2 separate regions of the Homo sapiens genome follow, and region 1 is linked to region 2. The links are chromatin loops, found by intact Hi-C in ENCODE. Cell type or tissue: psoas muscle. All regions are shown on one strand.

Region 1 (8,000 bases), 230 kb after region 2:
TTGTTTCCTGACTTTTTAATGATTGCCATTCTAACTGGTGTGAGATGGTATCTCATTGTGGTTTTGATTTGCATTTCTCTGATGGCCAGTGATGGTGAGCATTTTTTCATGTGTTTTTTGGCTGCATAAATGTCTTCTTTTGAGAAGTGTCTGTTCATGTCCTTTGCCCACTTTTTGATGGGGTTGTTTGTTTTTTTCTTGTAAATTTGTTTGAGTTCATTGTAGATTCTGGATATTAGCCCTTTGTCAGATGAGTAGGTTGCGAAAATTTTCTCCCATTTTGTAGGTTGCCTGTTCACTCTGATGGTAGTTTCTTTTGCTGTGCAGAAGCTCTTTAGTTTAATTCGATCCCATTTGTCAATTTTGGCTTTTGTTGCCATTGCTTTTGGTGTTTTAGACATGAAGTCCTTGCCCATGCCTATGTCCTGAATGGTAATGCCTAGGTTTTCTTCTAGGGTTTTTATGGTTTTAGGTCTAATGTTTAAGTCTTTAATCCATCTTGAATTAATTTTTGTATAAGGTGTAAGGAAGGGATCCAGTTTCAGCTTTCTACATATGGCTAGCCAGTTTTCCCAGCACCATTTATTAAATAGGGAATCCTTTCCCCATTGCTTGTTTTTCTCAGGTTTGTCAAAGATCAGATGGTTGTAGATATGCGGCGTTATTTCTGAGGGCTCTGTTCTGTTCCATTGATCTATATCTCTGTTTTGGTACCAGTACCATGCTGTTTTGGTTACTGCAGCCTTGTAGTATAGTTTGAAGTCAGGTAGCGTGATGCCTCCAGCTTTGTTCTTTTGGCTTAGGATTGACTTGGCGATGCGGGCTCTTTTTTGGTTCCATATGAACTTTAAAGTAGTTTTTTCCAATTCTGTGAAGAAAAGCATTGGTAGCTTGACGGGGAAGGCATTGAATCTATAAATTACCTTGGGCAGTATGGCCATTTTCACGATATTGATTCTTCCTACCCATGAGCATGGAATGTTCTTCCATTTGTTTGTATCCTCTCTTATTTCATTGAGCAGTGGTTTGTAGTTCTCCTTGAAGAGGTCCTTCATGTCCCTTGTAAGTTGGATTCCTAGGTATTTTATTCTCTTTGAAGCAATTGTGAATGGGAGTTCACTCATGATTTGGCTCTCTGTTTGTCTGTTATTGGTGTATAAGAATGCTTGTGATTTTTGTACATTGATTTTGTATCCTGAGACTGCTGAAGTTGCTTATCAGCTTAAGGAGATTTTGGGCTGAGACAATGGGGTTTTCTAGATATACAATCATGTCATCTGCAAACAGGGACAATTTGACTTCCTCTTTTCCTAATTGAATACCGTTTATTTCCTTCTCCTGCCTAATTACCCTGGCCAGAACTTCCAACACTATGTTGAATAGGAGTGGTGAGAGAGGGCATCCCTGTCTTGTGCCAGTTTTCAAAGGGAATGCTTCCAGTTTTTGCCCATTCAGTATGATATTGGCTGTGGGTTTGTCATAGATAGCTCTTATTATTTTGAGATATGTCCCATCAATACCTAATTTATTGAGAGTTTTTAGCATGAAGCGTTGTTGAATTTTGTCAAAGGCCTTTTCTGCATCTATTGAGATAATCATGTGGTTTTTGTCTTTGGTTCTGTTTATATGCTGGATTACATTTATTGAGTTGTGTATATCGAACCAGCCTTGCATCCCAAGGATGAAGCCCACTTGATCATGGTAGATAAGCTTTTTGATGTGCTGCTGGATTCGGTTTGCCAGTATTTTATTGAGGATTTTTGCATCAATGTTCATCAAGGATATTGGTCTAAAATTCTCTTTTTGGGTTGTGTCTCTGCCCAGCTTTGGTATCAGGATGATGCTGGCCTCATAAAATGAGTTAGGGAGGATTCCCTCTTTTTCTATTGATTGGAATAGTTTCAGAAGGAATGGTACCAGTTCCTCCTTGTACCTCTGGTAGAATTCGGCTGTGAATCCATCTGGTCCTGGACTCTTTTTGGTTGGTAAGATATTGATTATTGCCACAATTTCAGAGCCTGTTATTGGTCTATTCAGAGATTCAACTTCTTCCTGGTTTAGTCTTGGGAGGGTGTATGTGTCCAGGAATTTATCCATTTCTTCTAGATTTTCTAGTTTATTTGCGTAGAGGTGTTTGTAGTATTCTCTGATGGTAGTTTGTATTTCTGTGGGATCGGTGGTGATATCCCCTTTATCATTTTTTATGGCGTCTATTTGATTCTTCTCTCTTTTCTTCTGTATTAGTCTTGCTAGCGGTCTATCAATTTTGTTGATCCTTTCAAAAAACTAGCTCCTGGATTCATTAATTTTTTGAAGGGTTTTTGTGTCTCTATTTCCTTCAGTTCTGCTCTGATTTTAGTTATTTCTTGCCTTCTGCTAGCTTTTGAATGTGTTTGCTCTTGCTTTTCTAGTTCTTTTAATTGTGATGTTAGGGTGTCAATTTTGGATCTTTCCTGCTTTCTCTTGTGGGCATTTAGTGCCATAAATTTCCCTCTACACACTCCTTTGAATGTGTCCCAGAGATTCTGGTATGTTGTGTCTTTGTTCTCATTGGTTTCAAAGAACATCTTTATTTCTGCCTTCATTTCGTTATGTACCCAGTAGTCATTCAGGAGCAGGTTGTTCAGTTTCCATGTAGTTGAGTGGTTTTGAGTGAGTTTCTTAATCCTGAGTTCTAGTTTGATTGCACTGTGGTCTGAGAGACAGTTTGTTATAATTTCTGTTCTTTTACATTTGCTGAGGAGAGCTTTACTTCCAACTATGTGGTCAATTTTGGAATAGGTGTGGTGTGGTGCTGAAAAAAATGTATATTCTGTTGATTTGGAGTGGAGAGTTCTGTAGATGTCTATTAGGGCCACTTGGTGCAGAGCTGAGTTCAATTCCTGGGTATCCTTGTTGACTTTCTGTCTCGTTGATCTGTCTAATGTTGACAGTGGGGTGTTAAAGTCTCCCATTATTATTGTGTGGGAGTCTAAGTCTCTTTGTAGGTCACTCAGGACTTGCTTTATGAATCTGGGTGCTCCTGTATTGGGTGCATATATATTTAGGATAGTTAGCTCTTCTTGTTGAATTGATCCCTTTACCATTATGTAATGGCCTTCTTTGTCTCCTTTGATCTTTGTTGGTTTAAAGTCTGTTTTATCAGAGACTAGGATTGCAACCCCTTCCATTTGCTTGGTAGATCTTCCTCCATCCTTTTATTTTGAGCCTATGTGTGTCTCTGCACGTGAGATGGGTTTCCTGAATACAGCACACTGATGGGTCTTGACTCTTTATCCAATTTGCCAGTCTCTGTCTTTTAATTGGAGCATTTAGCCAATTTACATTTAAAGTTAATATTGTTATGTGTGAATTTTATCCTGTCATTATGATATTAGTTGGTTATTTTGCTCGTTAGTTGATGCAGTTTCTTCCTAGCCTCGATGGTCTTTACAATTTGGCATGATTTTGCAGTGGCTGGTACCGGTTGTTCCTTTCCATGTTTAGTGCTTCTTTTAGGAGCTCTTTTAGGGCAGGCCTGGTGGTGACAAAATCTCTCAGCATTTGCTTGTCTGTAAAGTATTTTATTTCTCCTTCACTTATGAAGCTTAGTTTGGCTGGATATGAAATTCTGGGTTGAAAATTCTTTTTTTTAAGAATGTTGAATATTGGCCCCCACTCTCTTCTGGCTTGTAGAGTTTCTGCTGAGAGATCCGCTGCTAGTCTGATGGGCTTCCCTTTGTGGGTAACCCGACCTTTCTCTCTGGCTGCCCTTAACATTTTTTACTTCATTTCAACTTACCTAGCACTCCTTTCTCTATGTCCAGGATGCCACATTACATTTAGTAGTTGTGTCTCCTTCAGCTCTTCTTGGCTGTGACAGTTTCTCAGACTTTCCTTCTATTGGTGAACTTGACAGTTTTGGTAGTGCTGGTCAGGTATTTTGTAGCATGTCCTTCAAGTGGGATTTGTCTAATGTTTTTCTCATAATTAGACTGGAGGCATGGGTTTTGGGGACGAAGACCACAAAGCAGAGTCCCTATCTCATCACATGATATCAAGGGCACAGACAATCAACATCCCTCATGCCTGTTCATGTTAACTGGTCATCTGGCTGAGGTAGTATTTTTCAAGATTCTTCACCGTAAAATACTCTGTTTTTCCTGAAGCAGATTTTTGAAGGACGATTGATAAAAAAAAATTGTTTATATTTAAGGCATACAACATGATGTTTTGATACACATAAGCATTGTGAATGATTACCACAATCAAGCTAATCAACATATGCATCATCTCACATACTTATCACTGTGGTGGGAACACTTAAGATCGACACTGTTAGTGAATTTCAAGTATACAATACAGCAAGGGTCCCCAGCCCCTGGACCATGGACCAGTACTTGTCCATGCCCTGTTAGGAACTGGGCCGCACAGCAAGAGGTGAGCAGCAGGGAAAGCCAGCATTACCACCTGAACTCTGCCTCCTGTCAGATCAGCGGCAGCATTAGATTCTCATAGGAGCTTTAACCCTATCGTGAACTGTGCATATGAGGGATCTAGGTTGCACACTCCTTATGAGAATCTAATGCCTGATATCTGAGGTGAAACAGTTTCATCCCAAAACCGTTCCCGCCACACTGGGTCTGTGGAAAACTTGTCTTCCATGAAACTGGTCCCTGGTGCCAGAAAGGTTGGGAACTGCTACAATACAGTATTACTAATGATCATCACCATACTGTATGTTAGGTCCCCAGAACTTACTCTTAACTGAAAGTTTGTACCATTTGGCCAACATGTCCTCAAGGGGGTTGATTTTCATTGGTTTTGTTGTTACACCATGATCCAGGAAGGTGTCAAGGACGCCAGCAGGCAGCTGTCCCCGTCACCGCAGACATTGCTGAATGACTAAACCGACACGCATGCATATCCAACCCTCCTTCCCTCACTCATGCCAGTGGACAAATCAGGGCTTTTCGTACCCTCACTGGGCCCTGCAAATTTCTACCCCCAGGAGTGGAGGTTTGGCTTGGAGTGGCAGCTCTGAGAGCTGTTGTGTCTGGGGACTACTGCTCTGCTGGTTGTGTCGGGGAACAAAGCCCAGGCCTGATGAATGGACACCTGCAACCTCCCTGGAAGTGCCAGAAATCTTGTGAAATAAGACTTGGTAGAAGATTTAGTAGCTTTTTGACAAGTAGGCAGGAGCTCAAAGTCATCAAATTATGGACATGAATGTCAACAGGAGCACACTTGTTCATGCCCATTGGTAAAGCCCAAAATGCTAAGGGTACATGCGTATGATTTTTAAAAACTGCATCCTCTTGTCATATTATGGCTTTTGCAGAGGGCAACAACTCTCTCTTACTTCCTCCGGAACTCCCCAATACAGAACTCACTCTGCAAAAGGTGAACACCTTCTAGATGGTCTGATATGTGCTTGGTCAAATATGACTAAAGTTATTTTGCGGCTGATTAATAAGGAACTCGTGGGGTTTTTTAAACATGTAAATGACTGAATGATGGAAGAATTACTGAAGATCTTTTAGTGGAAAACCTCATTTCCTGTATTTGGAATTTGATTTTTGTTTCCATCTGAGCTTATGAGTATGTAGATTTTAGAGGCCAGCCCTGGCTTCTCTCAATTGAAAGAAATGTAGGTTAATATTCTTTAAGGAATTTCTTTTCTGGACTTTTTGAGGAGTTTCAGTACAATAAAAAACACAAAGTGAATGTGTACAAAATAAGAAACTATTAAACTCTAGTCCACTGATGGTATCTGACTAGCAGCAGTGATGTGAGTTGTTTTAATGTTAATACCATCATATTTGGATGCCCTGTACTCCTTATATAGCCGTAGGCACCACTTCTTTTTGTTGTCTGTAACTACACATGTACCCCTGCTGGCCCCCAAAGATACTGTAGTGTACAACTGTGGCGCTAGAGACTCCTGCCACCCTCAAGATGAAAGGCAACCACAAGTGCTTCCAAGAATGAGCACCTTCTGCTTAAAGGAAAGAGGCCTCTTATAAAGATACCATGGGAGGCTGAATACTTGCCCCCAAGGATACCCAGGCTCTAATCCTGGAACCTGTGAACTTATATAGCAAAAAAGGCCTTGCATGTGTGATTAAGTCAAGGATCTTGAGATGGGGAGATTATCCTGCTAAGCCTTAAACATAATCACAAGAATATAAGAAGAAGGTAGAGAGAGATCTGAATACTAACGAAGAAAAGGCAGTGTGACAACAAAAGTAGAGATGGGAGTGATGCAGCCACAAGCAAAGGAATGCCATTAGCCAAGAAAAGTTGAAAGAGACAAAGAATAGATTTTCCTCTGGAGTATCCAGAAGGAGCCAGCCCTCCCAACACCTTGATTTTAGTCCCATAAGGTTCATTTCAAACTTCTGGCCTCCACAACTGTAAGAGAATACATTTGCACTAATTTAAGCCACTAAATTTTTGTTAATTTGTTACAGCAGCAATGGGAAAATAATACAGACACCATGGTCACAATTTCCATCCTTCCTAGAGCTAGCCATCCAATCTATTAGGAGTCAGTACTTTACTCCTCTTTTTCCATCCAGATGCTTGATACCATGATGTCCTCACAGCATCTGATTTTTTTAACATTTAAAATTTTATTTCAGAATTGTTTGGCAACTGTTGAGCGAGATGTTACAAGACTAGAGTCAAAATGCTCTCAATTTTTTGGTTCCACATTTGACCCCTTTGGAGACTAAAAGACTCTGCAGAATGTCAATTCCAGTGCAGGAATACCCTCTGCAATAGGTCAACAGAAGGTCATCCAGCTCCTTTCACATTCCCCTTCAGTAACTAGGACCTCACTTTCTTCCATTTGTTCACAAGGACAGGGTGTCCTTATTCTGAGTCAGCCAACTTCTGAGTAGCCCAAGACCTAAGAACTGAACAGCAGATACTGAAGACAGAAAAGCATCTGGAAAAAGACCAGAATCAGAATTGAGACCTTATTGCTAACCCTCCACATCTAAAAGAGTTGACCGTTACTTAGTGTAATGGGGCTGCTGAATTATATGTGTGGTGATCATTGTATATATTCCAAAACCAGTTGTTCATTCAACCCGAAGATAAACTATCCATAGTGAGTCTTTGATTCTTCCCAAGTGCTGGGTAGATGGTAGGAGAGTAGACTACATTTGTTTTCTAAGCCTGGTAATAATCAGCTCTTCACAATCATTTTTCTAGCAAGTGTCTCAAGATGGGCTCTTATTAGCCTAGTTGTAAGTAGGCCTTTTTTACTTATGACCTAGTCACAAAATAGTTGTTTCCCCTGAACTGATATCCATCAACAGCGCTTACCATCTCATTTTTGTATTTGGCTATTTTTTAAAGTATCAGAGCATTCCCAGATTTACTTTCTTTCTCCTTAAATTTCATCTTGTTATTTTCAGTTCAGTGACCCAGTCTGTCAAGATCCATTTGAACCTTCACCATTGCCATTCACCTTCGCATTAGCAATCCTAACCAGTGTTTTCTTCCTTAAAATTGACTAAGCAGTAAATGCTACATAGAACATTGTTCTGTAATCAATTATAAAATAATCTCTGTAAGAGAACTAAAAATTTAATTGGCATTGTTGAGCTGTGCCCGCTTCCCTTCTTTTGTGGAAGCCAAAGATCAATACCATAGAGATCAAAGTAGTGCAACGTTCCCTGGCCTGGGCAGCACTGCAGGCAGTAGTGGGCACAGAGGTGGGTCATGGGTCATGGAGCCTGGGGTGTGATCATGGATGTGTACATGGGTGTGCAAAAGGGAAAAAGGAAGAGGACTTCTGTGGGGCTCATTGAGAAAGAACAAAAGGAGACCTAGGAGGGCAGAACTGAGTGGAGACCAGGGACAGCTGATGCCAAGACCTTTTGAGATGTCCTGTAACCACTTCCACAGAGTTAATTTTGTGATCTACTTTCTGTTTCTCTGCATTTCAATACACAGCATTCTTTGGAAAGGAGTCTGTGTCCTTTCAGATCCTGCAGAGTGAAGGAAAA
Region 2 (8,000 bases):
GGGGTTCCGAGTGGATCTCCCAGTTTCACGGTAAAATGCATGGGGTTTTATAGACTAACTTGAGGAGGCGGTGTCTGATTTACACAGGGCCCAAAAGACTGGTTGGACCAGGTATGCCATTTACATAGCACGGGAAGAAGCTGGCCATCTCACCCTAATCTTTTATTATGCAGAAGGGTTCTCTACCTGGCCCGTGCCATGTTGCCTGTTCCTTTACTGTACACTTGGTTGACAAAGAAAAGGGAAGATGGAGAATCCATGTTGAACATGCCTGGCCCCCAGATAGCCTTTTCCTATTGGCACAGCTGCCGGCATTCACCCGTGCAAGCTTCCAGCTTGCTTATCTATGTCTGCAGCTCAATTTTACAGGCTTCTCTTTGTTAGCAAACAAATGATTTTGGGGCTGCTTTTTGTTAAAAGGCAAATCTTACCGAGGACTCTCTGACCCTCACTAACCACCTAAATAATTTCTTTTTAGCTCCTGTATCAGTAACACCCCAAATTACTACTGGAAATCCTTTTAGATCCTGAGAGCCAGAGACGTTAAGTCACTTGCCCAAGCTCCCACAGCCCCAAGGCTGGAACTCGAGTCAGTCTGACTTTCAAGTCCCTGCCCTCTTCTCTGCTGGGCTCTGCTTTTTGGCACAGGAAGATTGAGTTAGCCAATCAACAGAGTCCTTATTTGATTATATGTCAGGAAACCATTAGGATTCTCCTAAAAAGGATTTTTGAATAGTCTTTGGTAATGGCAGTAAACCTAAGTAGAGGAATTTTAAAGTGAACATAGACAATATTGAAATTCTCCCATTAGTTTCTTATTTTTAATCTTAATTACATTTTATTATATTCAGCGGTATGCAGTTTCAAAAGGAGGAATTGTCTTGACTCAAAACCAAAAAGATTAAGTTATCAGATATCTGCTCTTCAGTAAATAGTAGGAGGTGTTTGTGTGTGTGTACATGTGTTTAAACCATATGCCAGGATGTATAAGAGTTGACAATTTAAATCTAAATTCTAATTCTCTGCAGAATTATCATTGCCTGATCAGGGCTGGCATGAGTTCCCAGTTCTTCAGGAATAATGCTTTCATGGAAAGAGTTAAGAAGGATGGCTCACTGCAGGGATAAGGAAATGGGGGGAGAAGAATCCTTTAGCCACATAAGCAAAATCTATATTTATTTGAGAAACATCTCAGACAGGCCCTTTTCTATACAAGAGACTTCTTCTCTATTGAATTTGAAGTTGCCAAGCTCAGCATGGGCGCCAGACATCCCACTTCTGTTTACTTTTCACTTGGAAAGGAAGGGTGAAAACATAACCCAAAACCAAAAATGAAAGTGAAATACTTGGAGCCTCAAATACAGATCTTTGGTATTGCCAATGAAGTCTAGATTCACATGCTTTAAAAAAACCAGCTTGGGGAATGTTCTGTTATGAAAGTTGAGACTCTTCCTGGTGCACATGCCACCCCAGGCCAGGCAAAGTCTTGCTCAGACAACAGCCCTTGCTGTCAGTCCAACAGGCTTTAGGCAGTATTTCTCAGACTTGGCTACACTTAGAATCACCTGGGGAGCTTCTACAGTGGGGAACCACAGGGCAGCAATGCAGGCAGATCGAATCAGAACTATTTGAGGTTGGATTTAACCTCACTATTTGTAAAACTCCCTGAGTGACTCCAATATGTTGGCTTTTGTGAATTTATTAGCACACAGGTGCTGATCGTGAAGGGAGTCACGAGTGCTCCTACTTTCCCTACTCAAAGGCTCATCGCTGGCGTGCCACTGGGAAGCACCATCAAAACATGCCGCTGTTGGAGCCCACTCCAGACCCACGACATCAGAGTCTCTGGGGCTTAGGGCAGGCAATGCTCTTCATTTATAAAGCAAAGGGGTTGGGCTCACTGGTCCTCAACAACCTTTTTGTTTTCAAACCATAGGATTCCATAAGAGGGTTTGATGTAAACGAGGTGATAATGTAACTGAGTATTCCCTTTTTTCTAAGTAAAAGGGAATAAGTTACAATTATTTTTTAAATTATTTTCTCTTTTCTCCTTTCCTCTTGTACCCCACTTTCTACTTAGCCCTTTAGAAATGCAAATCTCACCTTTTACTTCCCCTTCACCAGACATTCTTTACAGGGCAAGTTCATCTAACTATATGCTCCAAGACAGAACTTTCTAGAGAGTTAACAGCTGATTTACAGACCAAAGCATGATCTCCATGGAACTCTCACCCTTCAGGGGGTTGCCATGGAACTCACCCTCCAGAAAGGCAGGTTGAAGGCATGCCCACTATCCACTCCCACCTAGAGAGTTTTAGGCCACTTTTTCAACTTATTTCTGCCTATGAAAGTGCCAATTCAACTGCCTGGATAGATCAGGCACCATGCCAGTGTGCAGACCCCCTGCCCTTGCTCACTTCCTCCCCTGCCTTTTCAAAGTGCCTGCTTTCTGCTCCAAAAGCAAAGCAGTGCATTTACTATTTATTTATTTATTTATTTATTTATTTATTTATTTATTTTGAGACAGAGTCTCACTCTGTCACCCAGGCTGGAGTGCAGTGGCTAGATGTCAGCTCACTGCAACTTCCACCTCCCAGGTTCAAGCGATTCTCCTGCCTCAGCCTCCCGAGTAGCTGGGATTACAAGCACCCGCCACCACGTCTGGCTAATTTTTTGTATTTTTAGTAGAGGCAGGGGTTTCACTATATTGGCCAGGCCGGTCTTGAACTCCTGACCTTAAGTGATCTGCCCTCCTCGGTCTCCCAAAGTGCTGGGATTACAGGTGTGAGCCACCACGCCTGGCGAAGCAGTGCATTTAGAGGCAGGAGGCTGCACCTCTTCCCTGAAGGAGGTTTGGAATAAATCATTTTCTTTATATCTGACCTCGCTCTTGTTAATTGGATTCTGCAAGCAATGAGTGACTAATCTGCGGTTCAGTTACAATAACAATAATAGAGAAAGGAGAGTGCGAATGATAAAGAAATTTACCATGGTGTATATGTGCCACATTTTCTTAATCCAGTCTATCATTGTTGGACATTTGGGTTGGTTCCAAGTCTTTGCTATGTTCATGTCCTTTGTAGGGACATGGATGAAATTGGAAACCATCATTCTCAGTAAACTATCGCAAGAACAAAAAACCAAACACCGCATATTCTCACTCATAGGTGGGAATTGAACAATGAGATCACATGGACATAGGAAGGGGAATATCACACTTTGGGGACTGTGGTGGGGTGGGGGGAGGGGGGAGGGATAGCATTGGGAGATATACCTAATGCTAGATGACGAGTTAGTGGGTGCAGCGCACCAGCATGGCACATGTATACATATGTAACTAACCTGCACAATGTGCACATGTACCCTAAAACTTAAAGTATAATAAAAAAAATAGAAGTAAAAAAAAAAAAAAAAAGAAATTTACCAACATCAAATCACATTTGATTATTTCAAACACTTGGTACCCACAATCATCAGATATACAGGATTATAGAGAGAAACAAGGGAGGAGCTTGAAGCATTTTATGCAATATGAAAAATGCTTAGTCACAAAACATTTTCTGATCTTGTTGCAAGCTCATGAGAGCAGCACACTGCAGAGATTGGTCTGGGTGTTGGAACCTTCATTCCACGACAGGCATCAACCTGTACCCCGAATGGAGACTCCTCTCGGTTTTCAGAAATGATGAATGTGAGCTGTGCACTACCTACCCTGAGCCGCTGTGGAAATACCTCTTTTTCACAACTGGGATGGTGCCGGCAGAGACAAACATTAAAGAGCTGAATGTGAAAAGCCTCCTCGTGTGTCTTCTCCATGGCCAAGTCTGGAAGTTGAACACCCTTGCTGGTTTGCCAATGTGGCCTCGCGGGGGCAGTATGACCCAAGGCTTGCCATGGCTTCCTAGCTTGTAAAAGATTCACACTCTTCCATGAATGCTTTAAAAAAACTAGTGACCACCCAGAGAAACAAAAATAAGTCCCCAAAACATGACAGAATCACAATGACACAAAACGGATTATCAAACCACGTAGTAACAATAAGGAGGCAAATAGAAGTCAGTCTTGTAAAATTGCTTATAGAAAATTAGGAAGGAAATATATATTATATGCATGCATATTAATATAAAGATATATGTCATATGACAATATATATTAATTATATAAAAATATGTATTTGTATACAGAATCTTAAATATTAAGGGTTGACTCTGTTTTGGAAAAATACAAGCAACTTTTACAGTGAATTTTATTTCAAAGTATAGGAGCTATCGAAATGTTTTCACGTTTTTGCCTCTTCTGTTCAGCCTTATCCCCGAGGGTTGTGGAAAATCTCCACGTACTCTGACAATAAGTAAGTGGATGTGTTAACAAGCTACAAGGAACTGCAGTTAGAAAGTTCATGATTTGTTGGCCGGGCACAGTGGCTCATGCCTGTAATCCCAGCACTTCGGTGGGAGGCCGAGGCGGGCAGATCACGAGGTCAGGAGATCGAGAGCATCCTGGCTAATACGGTGAAACCCTGTCTCTACTAAAAATACAAAAAATTACCCAGGCGTGGTGGTGCATGCCTGTAGTCCCAGCTACTCAGGAGGCTGAGGCAGGAGAATTGCTTGAACCCGGGAGGCAGTGGTTGCAGTGAGCCGAGATCGCACCATTGCACTCCAGCCTGGGCAACAGAGCGAGACTCCATCTCAAAAAAAAAAAGGAAAGTTCATGATTTGTTTTCTGGTTCACATTTCTGCTTCTAGCCCCCAGGGTAGTTGGTGGTAATTCTTATGTTTTCATTATAAGTGTTAACACTTGAGCAGTTATGTTTGCATTTGGAGCTCTATCTCTCCCCGTGATAGAAAATAAATGATTTGTAAATTTAATCATAACAGTTGAAATGCCATTGCATCTTAATTTATTCAGAGCGATTTAAACTAAGAACCCCTGGAGTACAAAATGTAAACAGAATCCCAGTTTATGAATTTTCACATTACTCTTCCTAAGGACAGTCACCTCTACTTTGACTTTATCCATGGCATGCAATCTCCTCTTTGATAGAGACCTCTGGGTGGAGACAGAAGGTACGTTCACCCCAGAGTTGGTGAATAAAGTCAGATCCTGAAGGTCGTGAGTTGAAACTCCAAGGAGTAAAGGCATGGGCCTGGGGAGGTAATGGGGACGGGCTCTGGAAAGGCTGGCAACACTGCAAATAGCTTTTCTTCGTGCTAACGTTGGAAGACATTTAATAAGATGGAAAAGGAAAAACGAGCAATTGACATGACTGCATGTATGTCAGCCACAAAAGCTGATACCTTCAAACCTCCCTGCCGCACTGCCTTCCTCCTATGGGATGGATCTCCCTTCTCCATGGCCCCTTCCTTCTACCCTAACCCCAGCCCCCTCCTGCCCTTCCTTGGTTCATTCTACCTTTTACCCTAACAGATGAAAGGCAATCCTTCAAGTCTTGGTAGGGACAAGCTGCCCTTCTAGTCAGATCAAGCTGTTCTGTCTTCTGCTCATTTCATGCACCTCCAAATAGGACCACGGGCAGCTTTTGCATCTGCTGCCCATGACCTGTGCTGGGAGATGAGTGTGCAGTGACTGAAAACCAGCATGTTCAAAATGTGAACGTGACCCAGACGGGTCCCCTCCACCTGTAGCACCTGTCCTCTCTCAGGGTAAGAGACTCGTGCACATAAATCCAAATGTACATGATTGTCATGACTGCAATTAGAGCCAAGTTTTGGGGAGGGATTTTAAATGAAAGAAAAGCATCCTCATTCTCACATATGATGTGCCTACAACTCAGGGCTGCGGGTAAGTGACCAGGCCATGACGTTGCATATCTTCTTCATTTTCAAACATAGACAACTAACTTATGGCACCAATTCTCTTTTTTAAAACATGGCAATTCTTTTGAGTAGTGGAATTAAAATTTGAATTTTAAAAGTTTTCAAGTCAATTGCTCAGCAACCAGCAACCTTACTCTTAGAGGTACCATCTCTAAATACAAACTATTCTGGCAATTTGTCTCAGGAAAAGGGTCAATTTTAAAAATTATTTAAAAGAAAATACAAAAATACAATTATCTCTCTCTTTGTATACATCACACACACATGCACACACACTAAGGAAGAAAACAGCTGCTTATAAAATGCTCTGGCAGTTTTATGTGCTATTCTCTAAATGTACACTTGACTGAAAGAGCAAGAATATAATGAATTATTTTAGAAGGTGTTTTTTATTAGATGCATATTTTCTTTCAAGCAATTTGTAACTTTCACATACATAAGAATATGCAAATACTAAGATGTCAGAATGTCTTTGACTTGGCCCAGAGGGTAGGGTCCTATGCTACTGTTGCACTCTCCACAACTTAAGAGCAAAAGGAAAGACATTTCCCTTCGTTGCTTCCTGCTGACAGCCACAATGCTCACCGTTCATATTCAGAGGCTGAGAAAGTCAGTAGCACCTCTTATTATTCTGACACCTTCATTCCCTGAGTAGTTCTCACCACTTACTATTCCCTCACCTTACCTGTACTATGATGGTTTTAGCCATCCCCCAAATTCAAAACAGTCTCAAGTATGTGCACAATCATATGAGACAGAACAGAAAAAAACCTCTCTCTCTCCCTTTGAAATGAATATACCCAAACACTAAGGGGTATATTCATTTCAAAGGGAGGGAGAGACGATTTTTTCTGTTGCTTCTGGTTTGTCTGGAGAAGGCATCTGGAATAAGTACCTAAGGCGCCCCCCCCACCCCCATTCAGTCTGAAATACGGAGGCTGGTAAATTGTACTTTTGTGGGTTTTAAGGCTCAAGGCAGCTTATTTCCAAATGAATATGTCCCTTCCCCCCTTTGCCTATTGACGGTTAAATGCAGAAAATGATACCTACACTTGTGTGCACTGGGCAGGCAGCATCTTAGTTTTTCAGGCTTCCCTCACCTCTATGGGACCCCTTTGCTCAATGCTTTGCTCAGTGCTATCCCTGAATGAGTAACTAAGAGTTTGATGCTTATTGAATGTGTAGTATGTGCTAAATGCTGCCTGTGGTTGCCTCATAGAATCCTCCCAACAACCCATGAAATGACTACTAGGTAATCAATCCTCACCTAGATCTCATGTGTGAGCTGAAGTATGTTCCTAGACCTCATACCTCGTGTATTCATAAATCTAGTCTCCTCCTGGAGACCCCTCAGTATTTCAGCTGGGATGGGAAGGAAATCTATGAAGTCAGAAGCATTCAGTGAAAGACAGCCTGGAGTCTGGGTGAGACTGTGTTCAAGCTCTGCAAACCAGACCCATCCTTTTACACCAATCCATCTTCTTCTTGACCTAAACCTCCTCCTCCTCCTTCTGTGCTTGATGTCTTTTCAAGGGTTTCTCCAATCTGCTTGAAGACTAGGGATTCTCTCTGACTCCTCTCTGACCCTCACTTCCAACCCAAATCCACCCCAGTTCTGCTGACTCTGCATCCTCATATGCTGCACGAATACCTCCCTCCTTCCCATCCTTACGAATACCTCCCTCCTTCCCATCCTCACGCCTTGAGCTTAGCAGAGGCCATCCTCACCCTGACCTGAGGGCTGTTGGTGGTCTCCTTGCCCTAAATGCTCATCCTTCCTGACCCTCCTTTGGCCACAGAGTAAACCTTCTGCAACACCAACCAGGATCTCCCTGCTCAGCTCATGACTTAGACGGAGCAATGCCGTCAAGGTTCTTCATGATCTAGCCTTGTCCTTCCTCCCCATGTCTTCCCAACCAGCTCTGTCTCCTTCTACAGCCAAGCTTGCCCATGCAGTGCTTGCAGTGAGGCTTCTGTCTTTGCCAGCAATAGATGATCCAACTCAAATTCCTTCTCATTTAAGAAGCTTCCCCAGCTCTCCCAGGCCACAAGTCTCTCGCCTGGTTCTAAGTCAGTGAAACTTATTAACCATACCTTGGAGGGGAAATCACACATGAAAAGTGTCATTTCTTTACTAATCATATTCATGTCTTTTCTCCC

What was found. Hi-C counts contacts between places; a loop is a spot of excess contacts. Peaks named below come from ENCODE experiments on the same cell type or tissue, not always from the same donor. Only the 100,000 strongest peaks of a DNase experiment are listed, where the experiment ranks them.
Region 1: a loop joins it to region 2, with 4 times the contacts of the local background. A loop is called at or near these places in 1 of 110 quality-filtered maps.

The regions. Positions count from the first base shown.
Region 1 is chr3:46,144,127-46,152,126 of GRCh38, reverse strand. No RefSeq gene overlaps it. Among named protein-coding and RNA genes, the nearest start is that of CCR1, 60 kb to the left of the region's middle. In psoas muscle, no CTCF peak of the experiment used is centred here; a DNase peak (open chromatin) is centred at 4,876.
Region 2 is chr3:46,374,417-46,382,416 of GRCh38, reverse strand. It overlaps CCR5 (C-C motif chemokine receptor 5), which reads right to left. Exons shown (of 2, transcript NM_001394783.1): 2 at 6,211-8,000. All of the region lies in intron 2 of CCR5AS (CCR5 antisense RNA), which reads left to right. Among named protein-coding and RNA genes, the nearest start is that of CCR5, 7.5 kb to the right of the region's middle. RefSeq lists an enhancer at 1,689-2,190 and a silencer at 3,802-3,911. In psoas muscle, a CTCF peak has its summit at 3,865 (motif pointing right); DNase peaks (open chromatin) are centred at 1,486 and 3,856; H3K4me3 peaks cover 817 bases; H3K27ac peaks cover 1,381 bases.